2 separate regions of the Homo sapiens genome follow, and region 1 is linked to region 2. Evidence: chromatin contacts called from ENCODE Hi-C or POLR2A ChIA-PET data. All regions are on one chromosome and are shown on one strand. The core of a region is the stretch at or near the end of the contact, and the rest is flanking DNA. Distances in the headings are between cores, read along the strand shown. Region 1 overlaps ELOA (elongin A). Region 2 overlaps LOC124903876 (a long non-coding RNA gene).

The links. A loop is a pair of places that touch in the nucleus more often than their neighbours do. ChIA-PET counts read pairs that join two places held with the same protein, here RNA polymerase II (POLR2A). Pooled maps may share reads with other maps.
Region 1: a loop to region 2 is called in a pooled map, with 2.3 times the contacts of the local background. The contact joins two enhancer-like sites. A Hi-C loop is called at or near these places in 1 of 168 maps with a recorded cell type or tissue (dorsolateral prefrontal cortex), 1 of 37 single-sample maps with no recorded cell type and 2 of 50 pooled maps. POLR2A ChIA-PET finds 5 or more read pairs at or near these places in 7 of 52 experiments (A673, AG04450, GM12878 and 4 more).

Annotation. Positions count from the first base shown.
Region 1 is chr1:23,746,766-23,753,199 of GRCh38, forward strand. ELOA (elongin A) reads left to right here. Exons shown (of 11, transcript NM_003198.3): 2 at 2,256-2,312; 3 at 3,077-3,183; 4 at 4,080-5,265; 5 at 5,642-5,753. Among named protein-coding and RNA genes, the nearest start is that of ELOA, 6.5 kb to the left of the region's middle. Within about 2 kb of position 4,711, at least 3 of the 41 ENCODE cell types and tissues checked have a DNase peak (open chromatin) inside an H3K27ac peak, as active enhancers do.
Region 2 is chr1:23,572,995-23,580,066 of GRCh38, forward strand. LOC124903876 (a long non-coding RNA gene) reads left to right here. Exons shown (of 3, transcript XR_007065537.1): 3 at 1-706. It overlaps LOC107984928 (a long non-coding RNA gene), which reads right to left and starts at 4,713. Exons shown (of 2, transcript XR_007065540.1): 1 at 4,433-4,713; 2 at 3,442-4,339. RefSeq lists an enhancer at 1,763-1,852. Within about 2 kb of position 1,360, at least 5 of the 41 ENCODE cell types and tissues checked have a DNase peak (open chromatin) inside an H3K27ac peak, as active enhancers do.

The DNA.
Region 1 (6,434 bases), core at 3,461-5,960, 180 kb after region 2:
ACCTTGCAAATGTTTGATATTTCTCAGTTGCCTGTTACCAGTTCTTACAAGCTCTATAGTTGGTATCTTGTTTGATAACAGCAAGTTTCGATCCACCTGAGGATGCCCAATGTGCCTTTGCCTTGTTATTGCTTTGTTCTTTCTTGAAATTTACTGAAAATAGAGGGGTTGTGAAGTCCTTTTTTCTCTTGTGTTAGACTAAATGAGTCTGAAAATCTTGAGGGTTTTAGTTTTGTCTGCTTTTAAATCACCCCTAATAACCCAAAGTAAAGCAGAAAGACAGGATTTGTTCTTCCAGTTAGTGCTAGGCTTTGAGATAAACACACCCACAGTGACTTCCAGCCTCATCCTTATATGTTGGCTTTGTAGAGGTCCTGGGACACCTTTGTTCCCTTGGTGACCTCCTTTACTATGTGGGTTCTGAACTGTCTAATGACATCACAGGAGGAGTTTTTCTGCTTTCTTGCAAGTATGCTAAGAAGTATATGTGCTGCCGCTCTATTTTCATTTCCTAAGGACAGTGTTCTGATGTTGGATGCTTCTCCTGGCTTTACTTAACTGTAGTAGACACATTTGACTTTCCAGCTTGTTAAGCAAGTTACCTAACCTGATTGGGTTCAGTTGCAATATCTGTCAAATGGGGAGAATAACATCCACTTTATAGAGTTGGTTAGTGGGAATGAAATGAGGTAACGTGTAAGAGCTTAGTGTAGTAGCTGACACACAATAGATGGTATGTGAATATTCCCAACCTACCCCTTCCAAGGAATGGCATTATGAGAGAACCACTTGTTTTTGACCTTTTCAGTGATTTAAAATTTTCCTTTAAGTGAAGGAATTGGCATTAGTCTTTGCACCCATAGCTTGGGTGGCAAGAAACACAAAATTTTTCCTGAGTTGGATGATGGTGGTGATAGGATTTGAAGTGGGGGATAATTTTCACTCATCTATGAAGGTGAGACTCCCTAGATATGCCACTTGGCCTCTTACTTGATCTCAAGATTATCACTTGTGATCCAATTGCTCTGTCTGGTGACCATGTTAAGTAATGATTGAAGTAGAATGACCAGAAAAACAGACTTGTTACTCCACCTAATAGCAATATGGCATACCAATTATAGTCTGGGCCACACATGGTAAAAGCAGATCTTGTTATATAATATTTAAATGCAAAGGTAACCACAGTTATCTATTTTAAACTACTTGTATTTTGAAGCACTCCTTGTATGGTAAGTATGTTTAGATACACGTAGACATTTCCTAGAGAAAGGTTTGGCCAGTCATAACTTTTGTTAGAGCAAGTAGGAATTGGCTGAGGAATATCTGGTTGAAGATCAAGGGCAGAACGCTGAAAGCTGTCAGTCGATGAATGAAATGATAAGTATTTAGTGAGCTTTCATAGTGTTCTAGACACTATGACTAAGGACTGCACATGGTTTGTCTCTGAATCCTCATAGTTTGTGAAGTAGAGACAGGACCAAGTTCCTATTTTGCAGATGAAGTAACTGAAGTTTGGGGAGGTTTTTGACTTATTCAAGATCACTCATCGAGTGACAAAGCCAGATTGTCAAGCCTGTCTCTGACTCCAGAACTCCATCTTAACAGCTCTGCTGTACTGATTTTGACCTAGTTTTAGGAACTATAGGAAGGAAATGTGATCAAACCCAGATCACTTTTCTAATCTACCCAGGCATTTTGTGTCCACCGTTAACATCCAAGCTCTGATTCTGGCAACTTGAAATTACTCTTGGCTTTACACTTATGTAGAAGAAAACAATTCTGTTAAACACTGTGGCCCTTCTGGAAACATGATGGTCTTTTCCTGTAGAGGCCTTTTCTTCCTTTTACTTCCTCTGTGCCAGGTCCATGGGTAATTCCCCTAAAATTGGTACCTTTCTCATAAATTCTATCAAAACTAGGGCAAAAATGATAGTTGTTGATGGCTTTTATCAGAGTTGGTAAGTTTTGATTCTCTTCTCTACATCTTATTTCCCCTTGGTGTAGCACAGTGGTTGAAAGCAGGGAATCTAAAGCCACAGACCTGAGTGAATCTTGCCCCACTTGCATCTTGGGACAAGAAACATAACTTTTATGAGCCTATTTTCATACTTGTAAAATAGGGATATTACTTACTACTGTAAATAGGCATAATACTTATACTCATTACTGTAAATGGTTAGCACTAAGCACTTAATAATCAGATATTCTTGTTAAAGTGAATTTGACTATTGAAATTAATGTTTTCTTCTCTGCAGCTATTGAAATATTTGAAGAAACTCTCCACCCTGCCTATTACAGTAGACATTCTTGCGGTAAGAACTGTGTGACTTTAAATATTATATAATGATATCCCATTCCCTTCTCACTGGAGAGTGTGTAGAATAAGGTTACAAGTATGGGCTTTGGAAGTGAAAGAAACCAGACACAAAAGGCCATATATTGTCTGATTCCATTTATATGAAATGTCCAGAATAGGCAAATCCATAGACAGAAAGTAGATTAGTGGTTGCCAGGGGCTAGGAGAATTGGGAGGAACAGGATTTCTTTTTAGGGTAATGTAAATGTTCTGGAATTAGATGGTTATAATGGTTATATAATATTGTGAATGTTCTGGAAACCACTGAATTATGTACTTTAGTTAAAGTGGTGAATATTGTTAAATGACTTTATTTCAAAATTAGAATTAAAAGAACATTGACTTTGGCATCAATTAGTCCCAGATTCAAATCTGAGTTCTATGACTTTAGGCTGTTCCTATGTAAAATGGGTCTGATTCCTGCTTCACAGGGTTATTGTAAAGACTGATTCAGAACTGTATGCAAAGCTCTTATCTTAGTGCCTAACACCTGCCCTAATCACTCTTGTTATTAAAGTTCTGAACTTGGTACGCTTTGCTACTGTGTGTCATTAGAGATTTGGGGCATAGACACAAAGTAATTTAGTGTTAAGATTTGCAGGGTATGTTGTAGGAAGGAAGTATTGCTTGTTGAGTTTCTCAAAGTAGAAAGCCTTATTTCTTTAGAAAAACGTTAGCCTAGTTCCAGACCCCTCTAACAATTACTTTGTCAAATTTTAGGAGACTGGGGTTGGGAAAACAGTAAATAGCTTGCGAAAACACGAGCATGTTGGAAGCTTTGCCAGGGACCTAGTGGCCCAGTGGAAGAAGCTGGTTCCTGTGGAACGGTAAGAACATTTCTCTTTAGGTTTGTTCAATTTCATGGTTAAATTTACAGATAGAAAAGGTTTTCTTTATTATTTCTCTTTTGCCTTCTGAAATTGTTTTGCCTCAATTATAAAAAATAATCCATGATCATTGTAGAATATTAGAAAATATTAAAAATAGAAATCAAAATTTCCTATTTCTATCACGCAAAGACAAACGTTATGAACATTTTGGTACGTTTCTTTTTTTTTTTTTTTTTTTTTTTGAGACAGAGTCTCGCTCTGTTGCCCAGGCTGGAGTGCAGTGGCGTGATCTCGGCTCACTGCAAGCTCCGCCTCCCAGGTTCACGCCATTCTCCTGCCTCAGCCTCCTGAGTAGCTGGGACCACAGGCACCCGCCACCACGCCCGGCTAATTTTTTGTATTTTTAGTAGAGACAGGGTTTCGCCGTATTAGCCAGGATAGGATGGTTTTGATCTCCTGACCTCGTGATCTGCCCGCCTCGGCCTCCCAAAGTGCTGGGATTACAGGCGTGAGCCACCGCGGCTGGCCTGGTATGTTTCTTTCTAACTGCTCCTTAAATGGCATTTTTTTAAGTTGTGAACTAGATAAATAGTGAGCAGCCCCCATTTTATATAACAAATTAAACATGTCCCCATGTTTTAATAAATCTCCACATTTTCATGTATATGAGATATTTGATCTTTGCATCTTGTGGTTAAACTCACCATTTCTCATTTGGGTTTTCCCAGTTTTAAGATTTGAGTATCTTTAAGCATAACCTACTTATCTTCTTCTTAAGACCTTGTTGTTTCTAACTCTGCATCTTCACTTCTTTGGTGAGTTCAGATTCTGTGACTTTGTCCCTCAAGAAGCAAGATTTAGACCTACTTTGTCTGCTTTTTCTTTTATTTTAGAAATGCTGAGCCTGATGAACAGGACTTTGAGAAGAGCAATTCCCGAAAGCGCCCTCGGGATGCCCTGCAGAAGGAGGAGGAGATGGAGGGGGACTACCAAGAAACCTGGAAAGCCACGGGGAGCCGATCCTATAGCCCTGACCACAGGCAGAAGAAACATAGGAAACTCTCGGAGCTCGAGAGACCTCACAAAGTGTCTCACGGTCATGAGAGGAGAGATGAGAGAAAGAGGTGTCACAGAATGTCACCAACTTACTCTTCAGACCCTGAGTCTTCTGATTATGGCCATGTTCAATCCCCTCCATCTTGTACCAGTCCTCATCAGATGTACGTCGACCACTACAGATCCCTGGAGGAGGACCAGGAGCCCATTGTTTCACACCAGAAGCCTGGGAAAGGCCACAGCAATGCCTTTCAGGACAGACTCGGGGCCAGCCAAGAACGACACCTGGGTGAACCCCATGGGAAAGGGGTTGTGAGTCAAAACAAGGAGCACAAATCTTCCCACAAGGACAAACGCCCCGTGGATGCCAAGAGTGATGAGAAGGCCTCTGTGGTGAGCAGAGAGAAATCACACAAGGCCCTCTCCAAAGAGGAGAACCGAAGGCCACCCTCAGGGGACAATGCAAGGGAGAAACCGCCCTCTAGTGGCGTAAAGAAAGAGAAGGACAGAGAGGGCAGCAGCCTGAAGAAGAAGTGTTTGCCTCCCTCAGAGGCCGCTTCAGACAACCACCTGAAAAAGCCAAAGCACAGAGACCCAGAGAAAGCCAAATTGGACAAAAGCAAGCAAGGTCTGGACAGCTTTGACACAGGAAAAGGAGCAGGAGACCTGTTGCCCAAGGTAAAAGAGAAGGGTTCTAACAACCTAAAGACTCCAGAAGGGAAAGTCAAAACTAATTTGGATAGAAAGTCACTGGGCTCCCTCCCTAAAGTTGAGGAGACAGATATGGAGGATGAATTCGAGCAGCCAACCATGTCTTTTGAATCCTACCTCAGCTATGACCAGCCCCGGAAGAAAAAGAAAAAGATTGTGAAAACTTCAGCCACGGCACTTGGAGATAAAGGACTTAAAAAAAATGACTCTAAAAGCACTGGTAAAAACTTGGACTCAGTTCAGAAATTACCCAAGGTGAACAAAACCAAGTCAGAGAAGCCGGCTGGAGCTGATTTAGCCAAGCTGAGAAAGGTAACCCCTTCAGCCCCTTGGTGGCTTCCCACCCAGAGCACCTGGCCCTGCAGAGCTCAGAGGATTGCCCTGCCACTGTTTTCCTTAGCTTGCTTTTGGGGGGCATGTTGAATTTCAGTGTGCAGTAATTTCCTCTGGGCTTCACTGGTTGTCAGGGTATATGGTACCGCAAATAAGAATTTTCTGCATTATTCTCTTGTGATGGGCTCATCTGTATTTATTTCCTGACTGAGGTGGTGTCAGACATGACTGTGGCCCCCTCCAACCTGGATCTTCCTGTGCAAGATGTCCAGTTAATGCTCCCGGGAATAGACTGTAGGAAAGAGAGCTGTGCTTCTACTCACTGACTCTCCACCCATGGGTCTGTCCCCTGCAGGTGCCTGATGTGTTGCCAGTGTTGCCAGACCTCCCGTTACCCGCGATACAGGCCAATTACCGTCCACTGCCTTCCCTCGAGCTGATATCCTCCTTCCAGCCAAAGCGAAAAGGTAATTTTCTATATCTTCTTTTTCTTAATGGGAAAAAGATTTAAAAATTCATTCAAGGCAGGGTACAGTGGCTCACACCTATAATTCCAGCACTTTGGGAGGCCGAGGTAAGAGGATTGCTTGCGGCCAAGGGTTCTAAACCAACCAGGCGTGGTGGCTCACTCCTGTAATCCCAGCACTTTGGGAGGCCGAGGCGGGCAGATCACCTTAGGTAAGAAGTTCGAGATTAGCCTGGCCAACATGGTGAAACCCTGTCTCTACTAAAAATACAAAAATTAGCCAGGCATGGTGGTGCGTGCCTGTAATCCCAGCTACTCCGGAGGCTGAGGCAGGAGAATTGCTTGAACCTGGGAGGTGGAGGTTGCAGTGGGCCGAGATTACGCCATTGCACTCAAGCCTGGGTGACAAGAGGGAAACTCTATTTCAAAAAAAAGGAGTTCTAAACCACCCTGGTCAACACAGCAAGATGCTGTCTCTACAAGAGAAAAAAAGTAGCCAGGCATGGTGGCACATCCCAGGTACTCGGTAGGCTGAGGTGGGAGTATCACTTGAGCCCAGGAGTTCAAGGCTGCAGTGAGCTCTGATTGCATCACTGCACTCTAGCTTGGGTGACAGAGCAAGACTGTTTCAAAAACAAACAAAAAAACTATCACCATAACATCAGATTTTTGATGCATTTCC
Region 2 (7,072 bases), core at 110-2,609:
AGAGTGGGGATGCTGGGAAAGCCTCCTGGTGAGAAAGCTCAGGCCACAGCTGGGCCAGGGACATCCACAGCAGTCTCCAGGCTCTGACACCCCCTCCCCAACCCTGACTCCCTCCCAGGGGAGAGAATAACTTGGCTCCAAAGCTGAGGCCAGAATATAAGCCAGAGACCTGCTGACCTGACCCCCCCACCCTGGAATCTACTGAATCTGGGGCCAGGAGCAAGGAAGGGCTGACCCCAAACTGAACAAATCAAAAAGCCAAGTTCCCCTCTGAGCCCTGCAATTTTTTTTTCTTTTGGACCAAATAAGGAAGGAGCACCTGTTACTTTATAATCATACTGTAGGACAGCCTCGAGTTGAAAGCCATGGGATCTGGAGTCTTGAAAACGCGGTTCAAGCTCCTATCTTTTCTATTTCCAAACTCAGTGTCCTAGAGCAACTCACTCACTTTCCCCAAGCTTCAGTTTTTCTATCTATGAAATAGACAATGATACTCCTGTTAAGAGGGCGCTTGTAAGGATTTGGGGGACCAGAGGTTAAATTCGCTTCATTTTAGTTCACCTACGTTACTTATGTTTTGTTACATGTCTTAAGTTATGGTTTTAATAATCCCCCCACTCAAAAATAAACAAGATTAAAAGAATAATGAAAATAGTTAATAATAAGTGTCAACATTTATGGGCACTGATTTTGTGCTGTTTCAAGTGCTTTATACACATTAACTCATTTATCTTCATAAAAAGCCTATGAAGCCATTATACAGATGAGGAAACAGGCTCAGAGAGGCTAAGCATGTTGTTCAAGGTCACACAGCATGGAAGAGGCAAGCCGACTGACTCCAGAGCCTTAGCTTTGTGCCAGTCAGAATGGAAAAGAACTCCAAAAGACACCAACCTGGTTTATTCAAGTGCTGGCATGTAAGGATAAGGAAAAGCAGCCATCAGTTTGAATGACAGGCGATGGGTCCGGAGTAATTAGCCAAATGTATGAAGATTTCACCATTTCTAAACCATCCTGTTATATGACCACACATACCATCTTCATGGAAGTGCAGTAGCATCACCATGACAACTACTTTTGTGTTTTTACCTCTAATGTAATCGATTGTATTTTAAAATATTTTTAAATGAATAAAAGCTTTTGAATTTAATGTTTTAAGTAGGTAATACTTTCACCTGGTTAAAAACTCAAAAAGCTCGAGAGGCATAAAGTGAAAGGCCTCCTTCTCACCCCGGCCCCTGCCATCCTCTTCTCACAGTCAGCCAATGTTGCTAGTTTTGTGGGGAGGGGAAGAACTGATACTTTTTGAAAGTAGAAAGAGTGTGCTTGATTTGTTCTGAGGTCACAAGCCATAAAGCCCACCTTACTCTGGTTGATTTCTTCAGGTCGGCCTCAGCCTGATTTCCTGTACCCTTTGAGGCACTGCTGCTTCCTGCAGGTGATGGTTAGTCCCTTAGGGAGATGGTCAGTCCCTTCTCCCTCTGAACTTTCCCCTGAGGCACCCCCTTCAGTACCCGCTATGCTCCTGACCACATTCTCTCTGGCCTCTAGGCCTGACTGGTTCTCCATCCCCCAGAACCTGCAGAGCCTGTAAATGCCAGAGAAATCTCATCATCTCACACAGCTGATGTGGTAGAGGTGGACCCAGAGGTCACACCTGGGTGGCTTCAGGCTATATCTAGCCTATGAGATTTTTTGTTCTTTTTTGGTCTGCACAGTGATGTCAGAATTGGAAATCTTCACCTGAAAGTCCAATTTTCTGATTTCACTTGAAATATTGGCAGACTCAGCCACACTGAACCCATACTGATGCATGATGATGACAGCTGGAGCTGAGCAGCAGTTGCTCCCTTGAGAAGGAGCACAAGCTCTCTGGGTTGTATGGTCCCCGCCACTCTGGGTTGGTTAACATGGTAGGCAGGATCATAGTCACCTCCAAAGATGTCTGTGTCCTAATCCCTATAATTTGTGAATGTACTGTTACACGGCAAGTGGGAATTAAGTTTGCAGATGGAATGAAGGTTGCTATGCAGGATTATCTAGGTGGGTCCAATGGAATCAGAAGGGTCCTTAAAAGTGGGAGAGGGCAGCAGAAAAGAGTCAGAGAAAGAGAGGCAACCACGAAAACAGGGTCAGAGAGATGCCATGTTGCTGGCTTTGAAAATGAAGGAAGGGGTCACAACCCAAGGAATGTTGGCAGCCTCCAGAAGCTGGAAAAGGCAAGGAAATCAATTATCTTCCAGATTCTCCGAAAGGGAAGTCCCTGCAAACACCCTGATTTTAGCCCAGTGAGATCAGGTTGGTTTGAGAGCATAAACTTAAGTTGTTTTAAGTGACTAAGTTTGTAGTCATTTTGTTATAGCAGCAATAGAGAAGTAATACAGTTAATATGGGCCCTTGTAGGTCTCCAGGGATGGGGGAGTGGGGCACAGCTGTGAGAGCTGTTGTAAGTGTGCAAGACTCATAGCTTAAAGAGCTCGGTAAATGGCCATGAATGTTCTAATGAATAGGCGTAGCAGGCGGGTTCTGGGCAGAGTAGAGATATGGGTGACCCTTGCTTTGGTTTTTTCTCCCTCCACTCTTGTGACACCCTCTGCCCAGTTTCCTTCACAGCCCTGGGGCTTGCTGAGAGAGCCGGGCTGATATGTCAGGCCTTCAGCATTGAGTAGGGCAATCACTTAGCAAGTTGGCAGGTCTCAGCAGCTGGTGGAGGAATCTGGGCTCTGACTGAGGACAGGATTAGAGGTCAAAGTGGGAAAGTAGGGAATAGGCCCCAGACTGAGTAAAAAGACCAGGAGAGCTGAAGGTGGGGGAGGGTCAGGAGCAGGTTCTGAAAGGGGGTGCAAAGCTAGGCAGGGCCCAGACTTGAGGCCTGTTCTAGGTGGTGCTGGCTGGTAGGGGAATGACTGATGGTCTAGGATTGCTGAGGACAACTGTGCACCTGCCAGCACTGTCCTAAGCCTGCCTCTGAACACTAAGCTGTCAGCCTCTGTTTACCTTCCACTCTCAGTATAACCTGCATTCGGCCTATTTGTTGGGAGGCAACTGAAAAACTAATTTATCCTGAATTATTCTTAGTGACTGATAGTGGCTTACTGTGTCAGATACTTGCCAAGGAGATTCATGTTGAAGTGCATATCATTTTAACCTAAAAAGATGAAGTGCATTTAAGGTAGCAGTGTCTGAGAAGGAAAACCTCATGGCTACTGGTGGTGGGGGGTGGCAGGGAACATAGGATGTCACACGGTGGACAGCCTTACCTGCTCACAGGGCTGTACACCCCCAGGAGGTCTCTCATATTCCAGCCCCCATGTCCTTAAGTCTCTTTAGATTTTTTTCACCTGGGCTTTCATTACAATTCTTTTACTTTCCGTGTTTCCTGGGTAAGCTTGTTTATATATTTTTAGCAAACATTCATGTAACACTATGTGCCAGGCACCATTCTAAGTGCTTTACAAATGTTTATTTAGGTAACAGAGGTACTGTTGCCTCCATTTTACAGATAAGGAAACTGAGACACAGAGAGGCTAATTTGCCCAAGACCACGTGGCTAGCGAGTGGCTACACTTTCTGAGCCTCGGCTTTCTTGGCTGTTAAATTGATATGTATATACAAGCGCCCTCTGCATAGCAGGGCTTCTCAGACCCAACACTATTGACATTTTGGGCTGGATAATTCTTTGTTGTGAGGCTGTCCTGTGCATTGCAGGATGTTTAGCGGTATCCCTGGCCTCTACCACATAGGGTATTCACTGCCAAGAGATGCCAGTAGCAACTCCCACTCAAGCTGTGACAAACCTAAAATGTCCCCTGATCTTGCCAAATGTCCTCTGGGGGCAAAATCAACCCTAGTTTAGAACCACTGCCTAATAGGATCCTGGGGAGGATTAAATGAGCTATTTCATATAAAATACCTTCCGGCAATCCCTTCCCCATTCCTTCCATAACTCTATGGTGAGTTCTAACTCCTCAGAACCCTCTTGTTCTTTCTGTTCCTCTACTGTTTGGAAAATGTGCCCACCTATGGAGACTGGGTGCTTGAGAGCTTCTTGCAAATCCAAAGCTGTTCCAGGAGCTAGACCTGATTCCAGTCCTGTCATTTCCACAGACATGCTGTGGGACCTTGGCTGAAGTCCTTCCCCTCCTTGAGCCTCGGTTTCCCCATGTGTACGAGGGGGCTGACCCAGAAGCTTTCCGAAAGGTCTTCTCACTGCAGGAATCAGTGACTGGGTGATTCATACCAAGTGCAAATTCCCCTCACAAAGTCCAAATTCTTCCAGCGACTTAGTCATTCCAGGGTTTGAACTTTCTCGCAAAAACCATTTGAAAAATTCTTCCAGCTTAAAAAAAAAAAAAAAAAGCTATTAAAAGAAAGTAAAAGTTTCAAAACCAAATCCTAGGCAAACAACCCTGAAAACAATACACACACATACATATACATACAGCACCCAAGGTAGCTCTGAGAACAGGATATGAAACCTTGCAGGCCGGCACTAAGAAATGATTCACAGGCCTTTGAGATGCTTCTATTTCAAGACACAGTCCACCCACTGGATCTGGTGGCTCCAAAAACAAACTTTCAGCTGCTGTTTCTTATCGCAGTGTGGTTCGCCTGGCCAGTATCCTTGGGTCTCAAGAGCTCCAGACAGAAGACAAGGTTGAGTCCTGTGAATTCCCTTTCTGTTCTATTTCAAGCCTCAAGCTGCTGGCTTGTTTAAAGAAAGTCTTTTGCATCCACCTTTTGGTTGGCTGACCCGAGTTTAAAGCAACATAGCCTAATGGGTTCGTAGCACAGCCTGCGAATTCATAATTTTAGTTTAGCAAGGCCTCTGTGTGGCTCCAGCAAGTCCTACTGGATCCTGGGCTGGTCATTCTAGAAGCTGTCTCCAGCTAAACAATCCTGCCTGGCTTTCCTTATACATATCAATATTATACTTGCCCTAGGCCAGGATTAAGAATTTTAGCACAAATTCAAAATTTCATGCTTTTATGTAAAATAGAAATATAAAAGTAATTCATTCGATGAAATGCTTACTGAGTGCTCACTATATGCCAAGCACCAGCAATGTACTGGCGATAAAATACAGCCCCTGCCTTCAGGAGCCACATTGAACAGGAAAAGCAGACAATCTAAATATACATAGTAGAAACACATGGAACTATTCCCTATGGGAAATGCCCTGCATAAAAAGTGATACCAAAGTTGGAGCAAAATTGAAAGAAATGCAAATGCTTGTGATACGGTTAAGTACATTTTCATCTGTACTTACCCTTGATTTTGTTTTAGATTTAGAAAATCTTGAACTTTCACTGTTGCTTCATTTGCCCTCCAAAAATCCAGAATCTTACAGAAAGGGTCAGTGTCTGGATCAAACATGTTTCTTATCTAATTTCCTTGCCCCAGTTTTTGTTTATGCCATCATTGCTGCATGGAGTCCTCCCTCCTCTCCTTGTGTATCCTCCAAGTTCTGATGCAAAGCCCACTTCCTCCAGGAAGCATTCGCAGACCCATCTGGCCACATCCTCGCTGTTCTCTAAACACACATATCTCATGCTCTTGACTTGGCCTTTAGCCTGTCCTGCCTTATGATCTCTCTTGTACTTCTGTCCTGAAGTTTTATCTAACTTATGAATTGGGGGAAAGAGGACAGGCACTGACATTTATTAAGTGTTTTATTGGTGACGGGCATTTTGCTAGCTCTTTACTGTATATAATGTGCCTGGTATGTAGAAGATGTTCAATAAATATTTGTTCAACGAATGCTTCAGTGATTTGGCTTAAACCTAACAATAACCCTATGAGACCAATTCTATTAGTATTCCCATTTTACAGATAAGAGAACTGAGGCACAGACAGGTAAAGTCTGCATTTGAGGGCTTTCTGTCTTAAAAGTTGAAGTTCAGACTTTCTCTTCTTCTCTGTTGCTTTTTTCTGCAAATAGATTTCCCTGAAGTGTCTTGATTAATTAATAGGACATATACTGTGCTCCCTGCTTTATCCCATCTCAGGCAATATTACCTGTTCTCTCCGTTGTGAGCCCATATTTGTATTTCTACAGTTAGTTTAGAAACCACTCTGCATCAGGCGTGGTGACTCACGCCTATAGTCCCAACACTTTGGGGAGGCTGAGGCGGGTAGATTGCTTGAACTCAGGAGTTCGACATCAGCCTGAGCAACATGGCAAAACCCCATCTCTACAAAAAAATGAAAAATTAGCCAGGCCTGGTAGTGCACATCTGTGGTCTCAGCTACTGGGGAGGCTGAGGTGGGAGGATCATTTGAGCCCAAAAGGTGGAGGCTGCATTGAGCGAAGATTGTGCCACTGTACTCCAGCCTGGGTGACAGAGTGAGACCCCATCTCAAATAAAAAAAATCATCACCCCACCATTACCTGTGCCTTGTCTACCTTTCCCACTAGACCATAGGCAGCACTAATGTAGTATGACTGCTGTGCCCCTGGCTGGCACACTGCTCATGCTCAGTGAAGATTTGCTGAGCCAGGGTGGTAGTGGTGGTGGTGGTGGTGATAACAATAGGTTGAGTAGTGATGTTCCCCAAAAGATATGTGTTAATTTTTTTTTTTTTTTTTTTTTTTTTTTTTAGATAGAGTCTTGCTCTGTTGCCCAGGCTGGAGTGCAGTGGTGCGATCTCGGCTCACTGCAAGCTCTGACTCCCGAGTTCACACCATACTCCTGCCTCAGCCTCCTGAGTAGCTGGGACTACAGGCGCCGGCCACCATGCCTGGCTAAGTTTTTGTATTTTTAGTAGAGACGGGGTTTCACCGTGTTAGCCAGGATGGTCTAGATCTCCTGACCATGTGATCCACCTGCCTCGGCTTCCCAAAGTGTTGGGATTACAGGCGTGAGCCACTGTGCCCGGCCAGATATGTGTTAAATTTTAATACCCAGTACCTGTGAATGGGACCTTATTTGGAAATAGGGTATCTAAAGATAGAATTAAGGATCTTGAAATGATATCCTGTATTTTTGGTGGGACCTAAATCCAAGGACTGATGTGCTTATAAGAGAAAGGAGACCAGGCACGGTGGCTCACATCTGTAATCACAGCACTT